Linked DNA regions of Homo sapiens: region 2 is linked to region 1. Evidence: chromatin contacts called from ENCODE Hi-C or POLR2A ChIA-PET data. All regions are on one chromosome and are shown on one strand. The core of a region is the stretch at or near the end of the contact, and the rest is flanking DNA. Distances in the headings are between cores, read along the strand shown.

Region 1 (6,031 bases), core at 1,968-4,467:
TACTAATTGTGATATAAGTGAATGTAGGAAACTGGCTTCTCCCTGGAATAATTATTACGAGATTTACACAATTCCAGGAAAACTTAAGCAAGTCTTGTTGAGCAGGCTTTCAAAGGCTTTGTTATCATGAGCTTCAGCAGATAGGTTAAAAAGTGGTGTTTCTATTATACCTTTCATATTGAGAACATATGACCATGAGTGCCTTACAAGGTTAGTCTCAGGATCTTCCCAAGTTGCCGGTGGTGTTGGGCCACAGACGTAGTTCCATATTCTCTACTATTTTTTTCCTACCAAACATTAGCTTTTGATGATTTTTCTCATTTTCCCTAGTGGATCCTCCTTACCTGACTGCTCTAATATACCCAAATTCCCAATACCAAAAATAGGGGAAATATAAATCGGGGAAAGAGTGAAATTAGAGAATTGGAGGGAAAAGAGTAGAATCTGGGATCTTTAGGAACCTAAGTTACTTTTTTTTTAATTGCTTTGCTTTTTGTTTTTTTGTTTTTTTGTTTTTTTTTTTTTGTCTTTTTTTTTAAAGAGGGTCTCACTCTGTCACCCAGGCTGGTATGTGGTGGCACGATCATAGCTCACTACAGACTCAAACTCCTGGACTCAAGCGATCCTGCTGCCTCAGCCTCTTAAAGTGCTAATATTACAAGCATGAGCCACCGTGCCCCAATTTTTTTAATTAAACGTTGACCCAATCAATATTCTGGATAGAGAGCTATCTCCCAGCACCCTGTTAAGTTAAGCACCCTGTTAACTAACAGCACCCTGTTAGTTAAGAGGGTGAACTCTGGCTCCAAGCCCTGCTCCACCCCTTTCTCCACGTTGGGCAAGAGACTCAGCCTCCTTATGCTCCAATTTCCTCCTGTGTCAGCTCCTTAGAAATCCATGTCATTAACATATTAGAGTTTTAGGACATGGTTAGTCATGGTGAGTGTTAGCTATTATTAACATCTATTAGTATTTTTGTAATAATGAGCTATGTAGGTTGGATGTTACCAAATTTTGAGGAAGAAGTGGACCATCTCTCCCCTCTTTTGACTGTCCAGCTCAGACTCTGGCGTCTCCTCAGATAAGGTAATCTGGCAGGAGAATGCCACCTGCCTGTGGTGCTAGCCTAGGGTAAGGAGTTGTCCAGACCGCCAAACGTCTTCCCAGGAGAGCTCATCAAGAGCCCATGAGTCCCCTGCCCACAGCCCACCTGCATTTTCTCCGTGAAATATCTACTTGAAGACAGGCATCTCACACCTGTAATCCCAGCACTTTGGGAGGCTGAGGCAGGAGGATAACTTGAGCCCAGGAGTTTGAGACTATCCTGGACAACATAGTGAGACCCCCAAAATTACAAAAAAAAATTTGAAAATTAGCCAGGTGTTGTTGCACACACCTGTGGTCCCAGCTACTCAGGAGGCTGAGGCAGGAGGAGGATTGCTTGATCCCAGGAGGTCAAGGCTACACTGAGCTGTGATCATGCCACTGCACTCTAGCCTGAGTGACAGAGCAACACCCTGTCTCAAAAGAAAAAAAAAAAAACCAATACGAGGGGAGCAAGGTGAGAAGTATGTGGTGGGTACAGGGAAAGAGAATAAGACTTGTCAAGAAATATGACAAGAGCTATCAGTAAAATACAGATAGGTGACTCTTGGGGCAGCTGGTGTGAAATGTAGTCTGTCAGCAGCAGGTGACTGGCTCAGCCGCAGCAATGGTGGTCCAGGTTAGAACAGCAGCTTCTCATCTCCTACCCTCCCACTCCTTGCCAGCTTTCTGAACACTTCTTCCCCCACAGTGCTGGTATTTACTGACTCCCAACTCTGCTTTCCTTGCAGCTGACCCTCTGGTGGGCAGCATCGCCACACAGTACATGACCAACAGAGCAGAGCATGACCGGATGGCCAGACAGTGGACCAAGCGGTACGCCACATAGGGGCCTGCTGCCTGCCGCCCCGCGGGACCTGTGCAAGCACATTCACCAAGTGCATCGGTAGCCCTGCCCACCCCTCCAGACCTCGGTTCTTATTTTCCTATTTTTATTAAATTTGGAACCATTTTGTGATGGTATGTTGTCCATCTTCCCATCCCAGTTCTTCCTGCCCCCCTTCCTCTCTCCCACGCTCTCTTTTATCTCTCATTTTATTCCCTTGTTGATTTCTGTTAACTTGAAAGATTTGGGATTTTTTCCCACCTCATCATAGATGGGAACTTTTGTTTTCAGTGCAAACAATGTTGGAGCTGTAATAGTAAGAGCTTTCTTACAAAGCTTTGTATTACTGTGTGGTTTTGTTTTTTTTGTTGTTGTTTATTTGATTTTGATTTTTTTTTCTTTTATGTGATCTTTGGGAAAACACATTCAGAATTATATCTCGTTTCTACTTAAATGTAGTGCTTAGGGTTAATTTTTTGTACTGAAGTCTTTATTGGTGGGTGCATGCTACTGGGAACAAGTTTTTGTACAAAAGCTTCAATCAGAATCACTGTGCATTACTGAGACTCTGTTTATCACTAGCCTTCTGTCCCTCCCGCAGAAGACTGTTGGATTGAACAAAATAATATGTATTTTGATTTACTTAAAGTGCTTGTAAATTTCTTAGGGACCTGCCACTTTTGACTGTGGATCAGTTGATGTACACTTGTATTATTAAAGCACTCAATAAATCACTGTGGCTGATAACTGCACTTCTGGTAACCCGACATTTGCTTTGTGTCCTGGTGACCGCTGTAGCCCTACGTGCAGTGAGGCTTGTCTAATTCAATTACAGGTTCAAGTGTATTTTTCATCTCAAACCTCTAATATTTCTTTGGAGTTGAGTTGCTTAGCATGTGGAATTTCTCCAGCTGTCAGTAGCCTGATGATTTTATGGTTGTTATAGTAAATTGCTATCATTTTACATATTGACTGGGCATTCTTTCTGTTACAGCCTTCTTTATCAACAATTAAAATATGTAACTCCAAAAATAGCCTTCTTGTGAAAGTGAAGTCTGAGCTAATCATTGTGTTCAGCCACTTTCAACTTTATTTCTCTCAAAATTGTTACAGTGATTGCCCTCAAGCTTTGTATTGTTCATTTTTGTTGTTGTTGTTGTTGTTGTTGCTGCTCTTTTTTCTCCATGATTTTAGCAAAAGAAGTAAACTCAACTGTATTGGTCACGGTCAGCCCATTCAATGACAAGGGTGTCTGTCTGGCTTCACCTTCAGGCTATTTTAGTGTGCAGCTATAGGAGGCAGAGGAAACGTGGGTGGTGTAGTTTCTAAAACACGCTGACTTGCTGATTGATAATTCAGGGTTATTAGTGTAACAAAGCGTAGTGGAAACTCCTACTCCTGCTGCACCATACAGTTACAGACCCTACCATACTCTTGGTCTCATTTAAGGAACCATTAACACCTTCACTGCTGAAAAGCAGGATTTATAAGCATAAGTCATCCACCTCTAAATATTTTAACATTTAAAATGCCTGATTCAAAAGATACAGTTTTTGTTGTTTTTAACTAGTTAAAAATAAATCCTAAGAAAATATATTTAAATATTGCAAATGCCACTTCTAAACCAAAATACCTGAGAATATTTTTTGTCTTTTTAATAACGATTTTACCATTCATTTTATTTAAAAACATTTCTCAGCATAGCAGGGCACTGTATGGTCTCTGATGCACTACTCAACCCTCTAGTTGTAGTAGAGGGAGCCACAGACAGTACATAAATGCATTGGGCAGAGCTATATTCCAGTGAAACTTTATTTACCACCATAGGCATGGGATTTGGCCCATGGGTTGTAGTTTGCCAATCCCTGACACAGACCAACATAGACTGGGGGCTGGATGAAAAACAAATAACGATGTGTCATTTCTTTCTTTAACATAAAATAAATTCAATATGGTACAACACTGATTTTTGGAAAGTTGCTCAGAATGTTTAATTGCCTACAGTTTCTCACCACAAAGTTTTTTATTTTTACTTCAGATTTTAAAATTCAGCACTAAAGGCATTGAACCATTGAAAATAAAATTTTATTAAACTGCTTTTTTCCCCTACTTTTGGCTGATTAAACCAGACCCATAATACTAATACTTTAAAGACAATCTTTATAGGCAGTTTTTAAATTAAATTTTTTTTTTTTTGGTCTGTAGCAACAAGGTCTCACTGTGTTGCCCAGGCTGGTCTCAAACTCCTGGCCTCAAGTGATCCTCTCACCACAGCCTCCAAAACTGCTAGGATTATATAGGCTTGAGCCACTGTAGCCAGCCAACACACATTTTAAGTGATAAATATATTACATTGCACATTTCACATCTACTTGTACATCAGACCATTTAAAAATGTGTTATTAGGCCAGGCTTGGTGGCTCACACCTGTAATCCTAGCTTGGGACGCCGAGGTAGAGATTGCTTGAGCCCAGGATTTCGAGACCAGCCTAAGCAACATGACAAAACCCAGGCTCTACAAAAAAATACAAAAATGAGCTGGGCATGGTGGTGCACGCCTGTAGTCCCCGCCACTCGGGAGGCTTAGGTCAGAGGATCACCTGAACCCAGGAAGTCGAGGCTGCAGTGAGCCATAATTGCGCCAGTGCACCCCAGCCTGGGCAACAGAGCAAGACGCTGTCTCAAAAACAAAACAAAATTTGTGATATTTAGGAACCAAAGATTACAACAACTCTAGTAGGAATTCTAGTCACTGACCTGTTTGTTTTCCTGTGACCCATTTTTAGGTTTAATGCCCATCTGTGATATGAAGAGGCTGTAAAACTTCTCTCCCCAACTTTATGATTTATTCATACTTCATGACAAATGTACACAGCCCTCAAAATGTAAAAGCTAGAGAAACTCCAGAGAAACCAACAAACTTAGTAGAGCTGAAGTCTAGATTTCAAATAACATGGTCATTTTACTTGAAATCTGTAATTGCAGCAGGCAATACAATTCCAATAAATTTTTTAAAATGCATGTAAAATAAGATTTAAGAGTAATTTGACACTCAGTAAACAAAATTGTTTAGCTTAAAAATACAGGGATAACATTTCTAAAATTTAGGAATTATTTTGTACCATAATAATGCTGAATTTTTCACACTAGTTACTGCTAGATATAGTATTTGTAGCTATGTTAGATAAAATGTTGGCAGATCCTTGACTGAGGCAAGACCATTGGTTATTGAGGAAATGGTTTGAGATTATATTTGTTGATCTTAAATCATTCAAAACGTTGTGTCCTTAATTTGTCATCAAGCTGCAAACAAGGGGAAGATTTTTATCTGTTCTACAGGAATCCACTGATGATAGCAACTGCAGAAGTAGTCAGTCTTTTCTTCTTATTCCAAGATTAGGAAGTAAACATAGAAGTTCATCACGTAAACTTATTTAGGAATTAAAAAGAAAGGAAATAATATGTATTCAGGATGTACTATACCAGGCTATAATAAGTCATCTAATAAAAGCTCAGCCTACCTTTTAAGGGTGTAGGTGGCCCTCAGTCGCAAAAAGCTAACCAGGTGCCAAAGCGAGATTCCCATTCAAGCATGTGACACCAGAGCCCTTACTGTCAACGACAAAACCACATAAACCTTTCCTTTGACTATGAGGGCATACCATAAAAATGAATTGGCATAATTCAGTCTTAGAGTCAAGGAGGAGCACAATTCCTAGGTGGTGGGGTTTTGCCATCTTCAAAAAATGGGAAAAAAAAATGTTGAAGAAAATGTGGACTTGATATTAGATGGGAGACCAAACAGGAGGGACCAGCATTCTGATCTTAGAGGTACTGCATGCAGATTTGATCAGCCATGGGGAAACAGGTCAGTTGGAAAACCCCTGAACTTCTCTGCATCTCAGTACTGCAATAAGAGGGGTGTTAATTATTGTCAGGCATGGCAACTTTTTGATGTCTGTATCTTTAAAAAGAGAGGTCTTCATACTTAATACTGAAAACAGTTGAAATTGCACCCAAAAAGCCCTACCAGATATCCTGACCACCTGCATTTTATTTCAAGGTAGCTTTGTAACTGTCAAAATGTCCTTACTGTACAGA
Region 2 (6,031 bases), core at 2,192-4,691, 270 kb after region 1:
GATTGTGGTAGTGCATGCCTATAGTCCCAGCTACTCGGGAGGCTGAGGCAGGAGAATCGCTTGAACCTGAGAGGCAGAGGTTGCAGTGAGCCAAAATTGTGCCTGGGCAACAGAGAGAGACTCAGTCTCAAAAAAAAAAAAAAAAAAAAGCTTTATGCATCTACCCACAGTGATTGGTTCAGAGAGGGTATTTAACTTAATCTGAACTGATGAGAGATATACCAAAGTATTTGGGAGGGATGTTTTTAAAGCTTACCTCTTTTCCTGAGATATATTATCTTTTCCAAGCTATCCTATGTGGAGAGCCAGTCTCAAAATGAAGTCAACCCAAAATTGAGGGGTTAGTGAGAAACTCTTAATGACACTGTCTGTCCCTTCGGGTCCATCCTTGGCCTGAAGCCTTCTCATGGCCTTTTTGATGATGTGGGCCAGTTTATCTTTTGGCCCAGGCTCTTTTGAGTCAGGTATCTATACTTGTAACAGAAAAAGCCCTAACTAATAAGCTATTAGTCTTCTTGAATAAATTTTTAATATGTAGGAGTTACAAATACATTAGGCTCTGTCTTATTAATGGACAGTAAAAGGACAATAACTTTTGTGTGTGCTCTTGGAAGTAGCAGCTCCTTGTGGCTTTAAAGAAATTCTGTTAAATACGTAGGATTATGATACTGTTTTGTGGAAGGCTGAATTTAAGTCCTAAGGTTACATGAGAATTCACTGAGAAGCATATCTTTAAATGTCTGCTTTTAATGAAGATATAGATTAATTATTCACTTGACAAACTTGTTGGTATTTTATGGGAGAATTCAGTGCATATAGAGGCTTCAAAAGGCAGATTGTCCACTGACAGGTTAGGATTCTCAAGTGTAATTTTTTATTACTTTAGAGCCGTAATTATTTTGTGAGAGACAGTATCTTTGAATTAAAATGAGAAATGTTTTTCAACTTAGAGATTCAACTCATTTCAGGGATGTGTTTAATCCAAAAATAGAGAGTTCATTATGTAGTGGTGAAATTAAAACATTTATTAAAAGCAGTCTTTGGGTTTAAGTAGGTAGATCTCAAAAGTGTCTTTTTCCTTCTTATTGGTTAACTAAGGGACACAAATACACAACCTTCTCTAGGAAACACTTCTACCATTCTTACTAGTTTATGTTTTAATTTTTCAATTTTATTAAATTAGTACATCTTGATACGTTAATTTTCATATTGTTTCATTTCATTATAATACCTTCATTAGTTATATGGGATTTTACTATGTTAATTTTAACCTTTAAAGTGAAAAGACTAACTGTTGATTATTGGAAAGCAAAAATATAGCTTTAGATTTTTGTGACAGCCGTTATTAATACATAGTTAAGCAGTCATTATTTCTTTGGAAGAGTTAGCACTTGTTCCTTAAAAATAATTGTATGCATAGAAATAGTGCTTTAGGCCGGGCGCGGTGGCTCACACCTGTAATCCCAGCACTTTGGGAGGCCGAGGTGGGCGGATCACGAGGTCAGGAGATCGAGACCATCCTGGCTAACATGATGAAACCCCGTCTCTACTAAAAATACAAAAAAATTAGCTGGGCGTGGTGGTGGGCGCCTGTAGTCCCAGCTACTCAGGAGGCTGAGGCAGGAGAATGGCGTGAACCCGGGAGGCGGAGCTTGCAGTGAGCCAAGATCATGCCACTGCACTCCAGCCTGGGCGACAGAGTAAGACTCCGTCTCAAAAAAATAAAAATAAAAAATAAAAAAAAGAAGTAGTGCTTTAGGGCTTAAAGGCACTTACATAGCTTATTTCCTTCAAGGTTCAGTTCCGTGAGGTGTGGTATGTGGAATAGCATTAGCTGTGTTTTCCAGATGAGGAAACTGAGGACTGAACTGGAATTTGCATGCTGTTCAGATTTTTTAAGTTCCCTGTGTGGTTTTTCTTTTCTTTTCTTTTTTTGAGACAGAGTCTCGCTCTGTAGCCCAGAGTGCAGTGGCATGATCTCGGCTCACTGCAACCTCCACCTCCTGGGTTCAAGCAATTCTCCTGCCTCAGCCTCCCGAGTAACTGGGATTACAGGCAGGTACCACCATGCCTTGCTAATTTTTTTTGTATTTTTAGTAGAGACAGGGTTTCACCATATTGGCCAGGCTGGTCTCAAACTCCTGACCTTGTGATCCACCCACCTTGGCCTCCCAAAATGCTGGGATTACAGGCATGAGCCCAGCTGTGGTTTCTTATATCATACTGTTAAGTGTACTTTTAAAGCTTTAAAAAGCAGTGTTAACCCTTTCTTAAAACAGATTTCAGGGAAGACAGACGTTTAAAACATTAGCCTTCTCTCCCCATCTGGAGTATGGTTTGGAAGTCATTGCTTTGTAGTAAGGCATTATTTTCCTGGTACATTGCCAAGGACCAACAACTGTTAAATCAACAAACTAAGATTTTCTTCTAGATTTGTATCGGATTGTGACTTTGCTTTCTCCCTTTCATCACCCATTAATGCTTAGTAAAGCCACTATGGACCTCACGTATCTAAACCCTTCCCTGAAATGCATCTCTCTTTTCATACCACTCCAATGGGAACTCCTGTTGATTTGTTTCTGGGCCCTGACAGATTAGCAGGAAAAGAAAGCGCTTTAGAAAAGTGAGAGGGGAGTTCAGAGGTTAGAGGGGAATCAGAAAATTAATGTCATGATTATCAAGAATGTTTCCAGAAGGCAGGGCTCATCAGTCCTTGACAAAAAGGCTGATGAAAAAAATGGAGTTGAGTGCAGCCGATCACCTCAATAATCCTAGCAGTTTGGCAAGCTGAGGCAGGAGGATCACTTAAGTCCCGGATTTTGAGGTTGCAGTGCGCTGTGATCACAACACTGCACTCGGCCTGGGTGACAGAGCTAGGCTGTCTCTTAAAAAAAAAAAAAAAAAAGAGAGAGAATGAGAAATGCCATTTAATTTTGAGCCTGGCAGGTCTTTGGTGACTTTTGAGACTAGTTTACTGTGGAATGTTGAGGTAAAGTAGGACTGAATCACATGTAGAGGGATCTGTGTGTATTTAGGAGAAGCATCAGGAAATTGGCACTGAAGGGCAGGAGAAAGCTGGCCCAGCAGCCTGGAGGGGTAGAGGTGTTCAGGAGTATGTTTTAGAGTCTGGTGGTTTTTTTTTTCTTTCTGCATAGGAAAGTTTGAACTTTTTGTAACCAAGTGTTCTATTCACTGTTAAAGTAAAAGAGGAATTAGGTAAAGACCACATGTTTATCTTAGAAAGAAGCACACATTTTTGTGAAATGAAAGAAGAGAGGAGTGAAAATAGAAATTTTCATGTGGGAAGAATTGAAGTTGAGGTAGCAAGGAATACCAAGACAACTGAGAAGTCCTTATAAAGAACACATTCAGTACTTTTAAGATGTTATTTTCCAAAACATACACTTTTGGGTTGCCTGTCAGACTGGAGATGTATGCCTGTCGAGTCACGTTACACTGAATTTATTTAGGAAATAGTCTGACATACAGAAGTTTCACTTCTCCTGCCACTTGTGAAGGATTTGTCTCATTGGTGTGGTGTCAGCCTGGTGAGATAGGACTTGCTTGTGGTTTGGAAGCTGTCTGTGGGCAACTCCAAGAGCTGTTGTGCTCTGCCTCTTTATGAACCTTCTGTGCTTATGGAAATGGTTCCCAGCGTGTGCTCCTCAGGAATGAGTCTGAGTGACAGAGGTGCCAGTAGGCTATGAGATGGTAGCAATGACCTTAGCTAGTCTTTTTTGTTTGTTTTGTTTTGAGACAGAGTCTCGCTCCGTTGCCCAGGCTGGAGTGCAGTGGTGCGATCTCGGCTCACTGCAACCTCTGTCACCCAGGTTCAACCTCTGTCACCCAGGTTCATGCCACCGTGCCTGGCTAATTTTTGTATTTTTATTGGAGATGGGGTTTCACCATATTGGCCTGGCTGACCTTAGCTAGTCTTTCTTAAGAGGCTGGGAGCCTGAGGACAGTTGAGAGGTACTGAGCTAGTTAAACCTCAGGCGCTTTCCCTGCGAAGGCTCTATGGCAGATACCACTTGGGGCTATAGAAGCTGTTACCTACAGTGTAAATTCTGGATTTCAATGCAGAGGGCAGACATAGGGCTACTAATTTTATTTTGTTTTGCAAGGACATTGAAAAAAAGTCATTGTTTACTGTCGTCAGCATTTTATAAAAGGGAGGATACTTTTTAATCACAAAATATGAAGAAGTTTATTATTTGTTTTTTGAGATGGAGTCTCGCTCTGTCATCCAGGCTGGAGTGCAATGGCATGATCTCGGCTCACTGCAACCTCTGCCTCCTGGGTTCAAGCAATTCTCCTGCCTCAGCCTCCCGAGTAGCTGGGATTACAGGCATGCACCACCACGCCCAGCTGATTTTTGTATTTTTTGTAGAGACAGGATTTCGCCATGTTGGTCAGGCTGGTCTTGAACTCCTGACCTCAGATGATCCACCCACCTTGGCCTCCCAAAGTGCTAGGATTACAGGAGTGACCCACTGCGCCCGGCCAGGAACTTTATGACAATGGAAGACAAACCTTTATATTGAGTAAATTAAAATTTATGAAAAAAATGTAATGCTTTCTCTTATTCTTACCACTCGTGTGTAAGAACAACTGACCTGCAGCACTGAAGCTATTCATTTTTGAGAAACTTGTCCTAAATACTTGTCCTCCCTCCTCCCCACTTTCTCACAAGTAAAAGAAAGGGAGCTTGAAAGCTGGCATGCTATCTGCTTACATGTGAGGGAGAGGAGGGTTGCCCATAGGAAATTTTTATATTGGGCCCATTTCTAAGCCACCCTCACTTGAGCTCGTCTTTAACAATTTACCTCATATCAAATACCTCGTATTTTAATCATTTATTGTTGGACAGTCCCCCACCCCCCAATTTGGCTGGTAGTTTTATGAGAAAAGGCATTAATTATTTACCATTTTTGTGTATCTTACTAGAATTTTGCCATATTCATTAAATGGAACTGATTGCTAGTCTAAACTTACTACCAGTTACCTCACTAAACACTCCTGGCCAAACAATATCTAGTGCCAGCTCTAGTTCAGCCTGCCTTTGCCTGAGGCCAGATCCTTCTGCTCTGCCCGTGGAAGCTGGTTGAGAGGAAGTGATGTTTAATCCTTGACCTACTTTTCATCTTCCCAGAGAGTAATGTGCCTGCAGCTGTTCTTTCACTCTCTTGTTAAATTCTTGCTTTCTTTTACTCCTTAAGGGAGGTATGAGGCATGGAAATTTTCCTCCATCTCCAACACTGCTACCTCCTCACTTCACCTGAGCACATGCCCCATGACTCTCCATATTACCTGCTCCCACCCTTGTGACTTTGATATCCATGTGGATGACCCATATCTATCTGCTTACCAGTGTCTGCTTACCAGGTTCTTCATCCAGAAACATTAGCCCAAATGAAGCTTCTCTCACCTGAGCAACAGTTGGCCATGCCATAGCAAATGGAGTGGCCTTTGTAATACAGAGATTTGAGTCCAGTCTTTGCCAGTTAGCAGCTGAATGGCCTTAAGGTTAATTACTTAAAGTCTCTGGGCCTCAGTTTCCTCTAATGCAAAACAGAGATATTCTCTCCAAAATGGTGTTGAAGAACTTGCTGTGGCTTTGCCTTACCCAGTTCATTGAGGGTAAACTGTCTTCCCTGGTTTTTAAAGCCCTTAATGATTTGGCCTCAACCTGCCCATCCAGCAGGCAAAATTCTTTGGTACCTAGCATAGTATTGAACAAATACTAAGTATGAATATGTATTTTTATTGGTTTATTATATTATTATAAAGCATATAAGGATTTATTTCGTACTCTCATTGTTTCATGCCTAACAGTCCCGACTGCTGGAGCCACTGAAATTTTCATTTACTTTGTTTTGAAGAAGCAGTTCAGAACCACGTCCTGTGTGCAGGTTTTGCACACAGCAGATGTGTAAGGATGTCTTGAAATAAGGGATGGTTCTTCTGACATTGCTGAAGGAGAAAATCATTTTGCTCTACCAGACTGAAATTCAGAGCTCAGCCCTTTGCT

What was found. Hi-C counts contacts between places; a loop is a spot of excess contacts on that map. ChIA-PET counts read pairs that join two places held with the same protein, here RNA polymerase II (POLR2A). Pooled maps may share reads with other maps.
Region 2: a map with no recorded cell type shows a loop between it and region 1 (5-fold over the local background). The contact joins two enhancer-like sites. A Hi-C loop is called at or near these places in 4 of 37 single-sample maps with no recorded cell type and 3 of 50 pooled maps. POLR2A ChIA-PET finds 5 or more read pairs at or near these places in 2 of 52 experiments (A673 and MCF 10A).

What each region holds. Positions count from the first base shown.
Region 1 is chr3:23,587,899-23,593,929 of GRCh38, forward strand. It overlaps UBE2E2 (ubiquitin conjugating enzyme E2 E2), which reads left to right. Exons shown (of 6, transcript NM_152653.4): 6 at 1,836-3,896. The coding sequence ends at 1,933. Among named protein-coding and RNA genes, the nearest start is that of UBE2E1, 220 kb to the right of the region's middle. RefSeq lists enhancers at 1,888-2,387, 5,954-6,003, 6,024-6,031. Within about 2 kb of position 3,218, at least 2 of the 41 ENCODE cell types and tissues checked have a DNase peak (open chromatin) inside an H3K27ac peak, as active enhancers do.
Region 2 is chr3:23,854,115-23,860,145 of GRCh38, forward strand. All of the region lies in intron 3 of UBE2E1 (ubiquitin conjugating enzyme E2 E1), which reads left to right. Among named protein-coding and RNA genes, the nearest start is that of UBE2E1-AS1, 50 kb to the left of the region's middle. RefSeq lists an enhancer at 3,374-3,503. Within about 2 kb of position 3,442, at least 5 of the 41 ENCODE cell types and tissues checked have a DNase peak (open chromatin) inside an H3K27ac peak, as active enhancers do.